Linked DNA regions of Homo sapiens: region 1 is linked to region 2. A link is a contact called in ENCODE Hi-C or POLR2A ChIA-PET data. All regions are on one chromosome and are shown on one strand. Each heading gives the region's core, a stretch centred on a gene start or an enhancer-like site at or near the end of the contact. The rest is flanking DNA. Distances are from core to core; before and after follow the strand shown. Region 1 has its middle 73 kb from the start of CD2. Region 2 overlaps CD58 (CD58 molecule).

Region 1 (4,369 bases), core at 867-3,366, 290 kb after region 2:
CCTCTTACTCCAAAATGACAGCATCTTCCCCTTGTTGTGTATTCCTGCCCTCAAGTTCACAACTCCCCATTGTCTTCGACCTGATGTCCCAGGGCTTTCAGCTTCTCTTTCCTGACTGCATTAGCCATGCAGATTTATGCAGTGCTTCTCTCAGTCCTCAGCCATCTTCCCTGCTATGTTAATATTCAATGTTTTCCTTTCCCTCAACTCTGTTTTTAGCAGATCTTATTCCAAACTGCCTCAGAGCCACTCCCAGCTCGGTGGGGGCAGCTGGGTGTGGTGAGCACAGGACACTCCTTTGGACAGATGGACGGGCGGAGGGGCAGGAAAACACCCCCAGCCCCGGCTCAGCTGCTGAGTGATTTAGCCAAGAGTAGGAGGGGAGGAATGAGACAGCTCCACCAGCCCAGGCTAAAAACAGACCTGGCCTCCTCCAAATGTTCCACAGATTAGGACCCTCTTCCTCCCTTCTCCATTCCTACCGTCTCTCCAAACCTCAAATCCTGCAGCCACTGTGTAGCTTCTTTCCCCGTCAAGGCCACTCAGGATGTTGATCTTAATTTGATTTTGACAGACACAAAGAAGAGGAGGGGGACGGAGTCCACAGTGTGATCTGTCCTCCCCTCTTCTCCCACCTCTCAGGGTGGCCAGGGCCCAGCCAGCAGGACCTACAGCTTTGGTATAATTTACAGCCTGAGACTCAGAAGATGGGAACACAGCCAAGGCCATAAACTCTGTTCCGAGTGCTGTGTGACAGTTTATGGTAAAGGGCAGATGGGACTTGCTGGCTCCAGGCCTGCCCCTTCATTACAGAGCACCCTTCTGCCGCTCCTGTCACCAGCAGGCGGTGGTGACGTGCTGAATGGCAAATGGGAAGCAGACCTGGGTCCTCAAACTTGGTTCCTGTGTCCTGGGATCCCCACACACCCTGGCCATCACATACCCAGATCCCAACACACCTAGCTCCCCGCACACTTAGCTCCCCACACACCCTGGCCCTCACACACCCCATATACCCAGGTCCCTACACATCCTGGTCCTCACACACCCCACACACCCAGGTCCCTACACACCCTGGCCTTCACACACCAAGGCCCTCACACACGCAGATCCTCACACACCCAGGTCATCGCACACCCAGGCCCTTGCACACCCTGGTCCTCTCAGACCCTGGTCCTCGAACACCCAGGTCCTTGCATCTTCTGGTCCTCCTATGTGGGCCTGTGAGGCACACGCACAGAGAATAGAGTGTCACAGAGTAGGCACATTAACCCATAGCAAAGGTGGGCCGTCAGGAAGGGGTGGAGGTGCTTCCCTGACTCCCATTCTGTCTACTGAGAAATGGTATGCAAATGAACTTCAGGAGCAGCTTTGAGGGAAAAGGACCACAAAATAAGTCACTTGAAGAGGGTATGAAGAGGAAGAGGGGCAGGCACTTGTTTATGCAAGTATAATCCAAATGTAAGGTCTGTACCAGCATTTGTCTAAACAACTCTGTCACTGTCTTATTTTAAAACAAGGGATGGAACCTATCCTAGCCTCCTTTGACTACAGGAAACTTGTTTTTCCCTCACATTTCACCCCATGTATTTCTGAGGTAACTCCCATCCCTCGAAGTCTTCCCTGGTTGGCCCAGCCCCCTTGGCCGGGCCCTGTCTCCAGCCACAGCTTACTCCACTGCAGTCCTTCAACCACACTTGGGAGCAGCTTTCTTCTGACTCTCTCAAGCTGGCCACAGGTCCTTCCCTCCATTCCCCACCATGACAGCAAAAACCAAACTGTTAATCTTTAACAAGATTCGTACCTAAAGCTTAGGTTAAGGGTATTACAACACAGCCACAAAAATAGCATAAACCTTCATGTCAGAGAGAGGAGAAGACAGAATCTGCAATCCTCGCCTGCTTATAGAATGCCATCCTGTCCACCTCCCAGCCTGTTCACTCAGGAAGAAGCCAACCTTTCTCTCCCCATGTCTGAGCTCTGCAATCACTTACAGCCTACGTAGAGCCTCTCACCCCAGCACCCCTGCACAAAGCCCTGAGCTCCACTTCTTAAGGCTCATGGAAAGGAAACTGCAACTCTTCTTGTCCCTCTTAGGCCTCATTTCCTGTCTCAGGCATTATCTCTTCCAAGGGTGATTGACAGTGGGATGGTTCACTCACTTCAGAACCACGAGGATGACTCATCCAACGTCCTGGCCTCTGGTTTCCTCCATCTGTTCACCTCCAGCAACCTTTTCCTTCACTTCGTCTCAGCCACCGATACCTGTAATCAGCTTAGACTTTGTCATCACCAAGAAGAACACCAGCTCTGAAATTTCCCTCTCAGAAATCCCCACTAGACCATGAAAAGACATGGAGGGACTGTAAATGAAAGAAGCCAACCTGAAAAGGCTACATGCTGTATAATTCCAACTAAATGGCACTGGAAGAGACAAAACTATGGAGATTAAAAGGAAAGGTGTTTGCCAGAGGTTTGGGAGAAGGGAGGGATGAAGAGGTTGAGTATAAAGTATTTTTAGGGCAGTGAAACGATATTGTGTGATACCCTACTGGAGTATACATGTCATTATACCTTTGTCAGGACCCACAGAATATACAACACCAAGGGTGAACCCTAATGTGAACTATGGACTTTGGGTGTGTCTTACCTGGGCTGGGTAATTTACAAAGAGGTTTATTTGGCTCAGAGCTCTGTAGGCTGTACAGGAAGCATGGCGCCAACATCTGCTTATAATGAGGGCCTCAGGCTGCTTCCACTCATGGTAGAAGGCAAAGGGGAGCCAGCTCATGCAGAGATTATATGGCAAGAAAGAAAGATGAGTTGCCATCTCTCATTTTTAGCAACCAGCTCTCACTAGAACTAATAAAGCAAGAACTTACTTATTTCCATGAGGACGGCACCACAGCCTTCATGAGGGATTCACCCATGATCCAAACACCTCCCACTAGGCCCCACCTCCAGCATTGGGGATCAGATTTCAGCATGAGATGTGGAGGGGACAAATGTCCAACCTGTATCAAGGTGATAATGATGTGTCAATGGAGGTTCATCTGGAGGTTCTTCACTTGTAACAAATGTACCACTCTGGTGGGGTGTGTTGATAGCAGGGTTGGTTGTGCACATATGAGGGCAGAGGGTATATGGGAAAGCTCTGTACTTTCTGTTCAGTTTTGCTGTGGATCTAAAACTCTAAAAAACAAAGTAGACTTTAAAAAAAATCTCAACTAATTTCCTGTCCTTCTCTTCCACTTGCTCTAGTGCCCTTTTGGCTGTGACTCTTTAATTACATTGAGACACATCATGTGTCACTCTTTAGCAGGCCTCTTGTCTTCACTGCATTCCTGATCCGACTTACAGCCCAAAGCCCACCCTGATAAACACTACCTCACAAATACCCTCCATTTCCTCATCCTTTCTCTTTTGGCAAAAACCTCTCTCTGACAACCTCAATAACTGTTTTTCCTTGCCTGTATCCAATGTGCCTAAATAAAATATTTCTTTTTTTTTTTTTTGAGACAGAGTCTCACTCTGTCACCCAGGCTGGAGTGCGGTGGCGCGATCTCAGCTCACGGCAATCTCTGCCTCCGGGTTCAAGCGATTCTCCTGTCTCCCAAGTAGCTGGGATTACAGGCGCACACCACGACACCCAGCTAATTTTTTTGTATTTTTAGTAGAGACAGGGTTTCACCATGTTGGTCAGGCTGGTCTCGAACTCCTGTTCCGCTCACCTCGGCCCCCCAAAGTGCTGGGATTACAGGCGTGAGCCACCGCACCTGGCCAGATAAAATATTTCTAAAGAAAATCTTATGCCAGGCTGACCCTCACACTTTGAATTCATGACCAGAAGCCTGACCAGAGTGCTCAAAGCTTCCCTCAACACTGACCGTTTCCCACTCTCTGGAGTAACTAACTCATATCTTCTTGTTCTTACTTTAGACTTTCTACATTTTCTGCCACTGCACCCTCTTCAGCAGGTGAACTCACCTCTTACTACATGGAAAAAATAGAAGGTTTCAAATAGGAATGGTCTCATCTTCCCATCACCAAATCTAGAATCCAGCCTGCATTCCCACGTACCTCCTCTTCTTCAGGCCAGGTAAGTAGGTCGAAGTGTCCTTGCCATAATCAAAGCCTCACCCTTGGTTTGAAGTGTAGACCTCAGTCTTTTTTGCTCCTCCTTGTGGACATGGCCCCTGCAGAGATCCGTGATACCTCCTGCATCACCAAGCTCTTGCTTTACTGGGTCATTTGCATCACTTTACAAACATACTCATCTTTAAGAAGAAAAAAGACATGAAAAGAGATGTTCAACATCATTAATCATTAGAGAAATGATTAGTGGCACGATCTTGGCTCACTACAACCT
Region 2 (4,310 bases), core at 1,721-4,220:
CTCTAGCTCACTACACACAGTGGGCTATGATTGCATCAGACTGAGACCTTGTCTTTAAATATATAGGAATGAAGTAAATACTTGTTCCTATGCTTGACCCATAGGGTGCTCCCCATAATTAAGTGGGGTGCTTAATATGCAGAGGAAATACTTTGTATTACCTTTCCAAAATGTAAAAAAAAATTTTAATTCCATAACACGTCTGACTCAAAGCATTTTGTGAAAGGAAAGTCCATAATACATCTGACTCAATACATTTTGTGAAAGGTGGAGCTACACAGAGCCTTGTCGGGCCCTGCCTATTGGTTGGGCTGGACCTGTTAATAGGCAGTGCAGGGAGCAGCATGTGTCACAGACCTGCCTGTCCAGAGGCCTCACTCCCACCCTTCTTCTAGGAAGTGCCTCCTATTGGCTAAGGCAGCATGGACCTACAAGGATGAGTTAAGACACTAACATGTCACATTCTGCCATTGTTGCCCTTTAAAAGCCTCAAGGCTAATTACTTTGTCCTATGAGTCATTTATTTGTTAATTCATATGCCTTCTTGCGTCTCAGCTACCCTCCAGCAATTAATCATAAGAGGCCTGAGGAAACATGCAAAAACATATGTAATATACAACAATGGTCATGGTAGCACTGGGATAATAAAGTATTGATACATTATAAACGTCTACTAAAAAGAGCATTTAAGTAAATTTAGGTTCACCAAGATAATGGAATACTATGTTGTCATTTAAAATGATGTTTTCTAAGACAAGTTAATGCTTATGCTCCAATTATAATCTGAAAAATAAAAGCATTTAATGGTTCCCCCATCTTCTCCTCCTCCTGAATTCCTTCTCGCTCAGTTAAATAAAGTACCCAGCCTGCCTTGGTAGAAACCAGAGTCACACACTGACTTCCCTTTCTACTTGGGGCTTCCTAGTTTTTAAGTTTAATCTAGCTCACACAAGTCCTTACATACTTCCTTAAGATTTTCTTTAATTAAAAAGACTTTTAATCATCTTTTAAGCAGTGGAATTTCTCAGAATTAAATCTTCAGTGGCAATCCAATCCAATGGATAAGAAGTTGCTCTAGTTGACTCAAAATTGAAAGCCTAGAGCCCTGCTCTCCTAACTTCCTCTGGTCCCTTTTGCCCACCCCACCCCATAGCAGCCCTCAGGGGACTTCCAAGGAACATGCATCCCCAGAATAGTTCAAAAATGCCTGTTCTCAGTATTTCATATACTTATGCCTGCCTCTGTAACTAGGCTGGGCATTTCTCAGGGGCAGAAAACCAAGCTTTCTACCTCCTTAGAAATGGTCCTTTGAAGCATTTCTCAAATTTTAAGGTGCCTAAGAATCACCAAGGGTGCTTGTTAAAAATACAGATTCCTGAGCCCCACCATCCCAGGTGCTTCTGATGTATGTGGCCTGTTTGTTCTGTTGCAGATTCTAATGTATTGATCTAGCTCTGCCAATGTCTAGTCTTTCATCCAGCACTTTCTGAACTGAACAGAGGTGCATCATCAGCCCCAGAGACTGTGTATCTTTGGAGGGCAAAGACTAGGTATGACTCACCTTTCAACCACAGCACATGACATAATGCAAGGCACACAGATGGCTCCTCACAAGCAGTACAGGACAGATGGGGAGACAGATGGATAGAAGGATAGATTCAGAGAGACAGTCTTCAAATAAAATGTAAATTCTTCTACCCGCTATCTCCAAAGAGGTACAGTATGGTGTTTAGCATGGACTCAGAAGCCCAGCTGCCTGAGTGCATATCCCAGCTTCATGACTAAGAGCCATTTGACATTGGGCAAGTTACTTAAATCACCTTGTGTCTAGGTTTCCTCCTCTCTACAATAAGGACACAAATAGTACTTACTCTATCAGACTGTAATGAGATTAAATGAGTTAACACAGATAATAATCAACATATGAATTAACATGTAGTGCCTGCACAGAGTAAGTACTTAACAAATGCTAGCTGTAATAGAGCACACGGCCATTGGCTGTGAGTTTCCAACTCCAGGAAGCCGAGGCTCCCCGGAGGGTATGTGATATGATGAGAAGAGTCACTGAGTAGGAGTTGGGAGGTTTGATCAAGCCTTAGCCTTGGCCTGCTGTGTGACCTGGGGCCACAGTCCTTTTAGGAGCTGGAAGAGTTTTAAGAAAGCATCCATCCAGGTCTCTTGTTCTACTTACAGAGAAACGGACTCCTAAACTGTCTTATTTTCATCTGTGAAAGGGAATGCTGTATCAGGTCACTGTAAAGGTCAAACAGAATATGACTGAGTGCCACATGCAGGGTTTGTAAAAAAGAAAAGAAAAGAAAAGAAAAGAAAAAAAACAGAATATGAAAGTAATTTCAGGGGAAACATGAAGAAGTGTTAGTATTATCTTCTAAGTTGCTAGAACTCCCTTGACTAGGTAGAAGCTCTTTCTGGCTATCTCATTACACAACAGTTGCCAGATGGCAAAGGTAGAAGTGCCTATCCAACTCATCTAAAAGTGTGCAAGCCTTTCTGCAGCACCTAGATCACAGTTTCTACACCTCAGATCTTTTCCTTCTATAAATCTTTCATATTTTCTTGCTGCCCGTGGGACTTACCACAGCTGTATCTAACAAATATTCGTTATACCTCTACTTTAAGCAGCATTAAACTGGCAAGAAATGTGCCTACTTCCTCCCTAAGACAATTAGTCAATTTATAATTAATGAATTGAGTTCACTGCTGTGTAAAAAATGAGAATTTCTTACACATATCTGATGACATTTTATAGAAATATGTGTATATTTTCACGAATTTTAGTAAAGGTCAAGTATCAATCCAGCCCAGTTAAGGACAGGGCAGTTAATTCTACTTACATAAAAATCATCATCTGAGATGTGATGAAGGTCCATAAAAAGATGGGAAAGGACTAATAAACCTCAGAAGTAGAAATTTTAAGGGGACTTTTGGGTATGGAGGAAAGCCAGATCTCAATGTACACACAGAAGGAAGTGGATGCCCTGAATTTAGGAAGTGCCAGGAAATCCCCCTGTCCAAAATATGCTCACTGGAAGTCTCCTATTAGGTCTGGTGTCTCTAGAAGATTACCAGGTTACTAAAACAAGTGTTAACATTACCTCAAGGAAGTATGACTTCCTCTTTTCTTAAAAAAAAAAAAAAATAGTATGACCAATCATTTTATCATGCAGATGTGAAACCTAGAGTCATCTTATGTCTTTTTACAACCAAAACCTACATCTTGCAGACTCTTTCTTGGACCCTCTATCTACCTGGATGATAGTAGCTTCTAACTTGACATCTCCTCTCTTTAATCCATCATAAGTATGCACCATCACATTAATCTTCCAAAAATGTATTTTATCAAGTCACTTCCTTGCTCCAGTATAGGACACAATGGCTCCCCACTGCTACAAGCTGATGTCCAGACTCTCAAACCAGGACTTTAAGTCCCACACTCAATACTATCAATATCACTGCCTCCTGATCAAAACTCACCTCCCCTGTACTTTACTCCTCTGCAGGCTTCCTAAGGTCTATCCAGTTGGTCTGACTAACAAAACCATACCTTTGCTGAGGTGCCATAGAATATTTTATTTAATTAATTTATTTAGCTAGTTATTTTGAGGCAGGGTCTTGGTCTGTCACCCAGACTGGAGTGCAGAGGTGCAATCATGGCTCACTGCAGCCTCAGCCTCCTGGGCTCAAGGGATCCTCCCACCTCAGCCTCTTGAGTAGCTGGGACTACAGGCATGCACCACCATGCCTGGTTAATTATTTTATTTTTGTAGAGATGGAGTCTTGCTATGTTGCCTAGGATGGTCTTGAACTACTGGGCTTAAGCAACCCTCCCTCCTCAGCCTCACAAAGTGCTGGGATTATAGCCTTGAGCCACAATGCCCGGCCTAGAATATTTTAAATTATTTTAAAACAGTTCATCAAGTTTAAGAGGAGAAATTTATTCAAATGTTTTGAATTAGTTTTACAAACTCTATAAAAAGGGCTCTTAAAATGTGTGATCTAAATTCTGACTCAATCCTCTTGTTTGTTGGCCCTATCTATAAATTATCAGATCCCCAATGTCCATGTTTCAAAGATTCTACTTTTTCAAGGAAATCTTCTAAGAGGATACTTTGACATCTTAGCAAGCTGTATTTGTCTAAATAGAGTCCACAGGGGTCAGACCTCACATAGCCTTGCAAGTCGCTTTACACATTTTAGCTTTAACAGAGTTAGATGGGGCCATTAGAAAGTTCCACACAGATGAGTGACATGATCTGACTTCTGTTTTAAAAAGATCATTCTGGTAGAAC

What was found. A loop is a pair of places that touch in the nucleus more often than their neighbours do. ChIA-PET counts read pairs that join two places held with the same protein, here RNA polymerase II (POLR2A). Pooled maps may share reads with other maps.
Region 1: a pooled map shows a loop between it and region 2 (4-fold over the local background). The contact joins two enhancer-like sites. A Hi-C loop is called at or near these places in 1 of 168 maps with a recorded cell type or tissue (GM12878), 3 of 37 single-sample maps with no recorded cell type and 10 of 50 pooled maps. POLR2A ChIA-PET finds 5 or more read pairs at or near these places in 3 of 52 experiments (GM10248, activated CD4-positive, alpha-beta T cell and activated T-cell).

What each region holds. Positions count from the first base shown.
Region 1 is chr1:116,825,260-116,829,628 of GRCh38, forward strand. No RefSeq gene overlaps it. Among named protein-coding and RNA genes, the nearest start is that of CD2, 73 kb to the left of the region's middle. RefSeq lists an enhancer at 2,133-2,322. Within about 2 kb of position 2,117, at least 5 of the 41 ENCODE cell types and tissues checked have a DNase peak (open chromatin) inside an H3K27ac peak, as active enhancers do.
Region 2 is chr1:116,537,206-116,541,515 of GRCh38, forward strand. All of the region lies in intron 2 of CD58 (CD58 molecule), which reads right to left. Among named protein-coding and RNA genes, the nearest start is that of MIR548AC, 21 kb to the right of the region's middle. RefSeq lists an enhancer at 1,381-1,450. Within about 2 kb of position 2,971, at least 2 of the 41 ENCODE cell types and tissues checked have a DNase peak (open chromatin) inside an H3K27ac peak, as active enhancers do.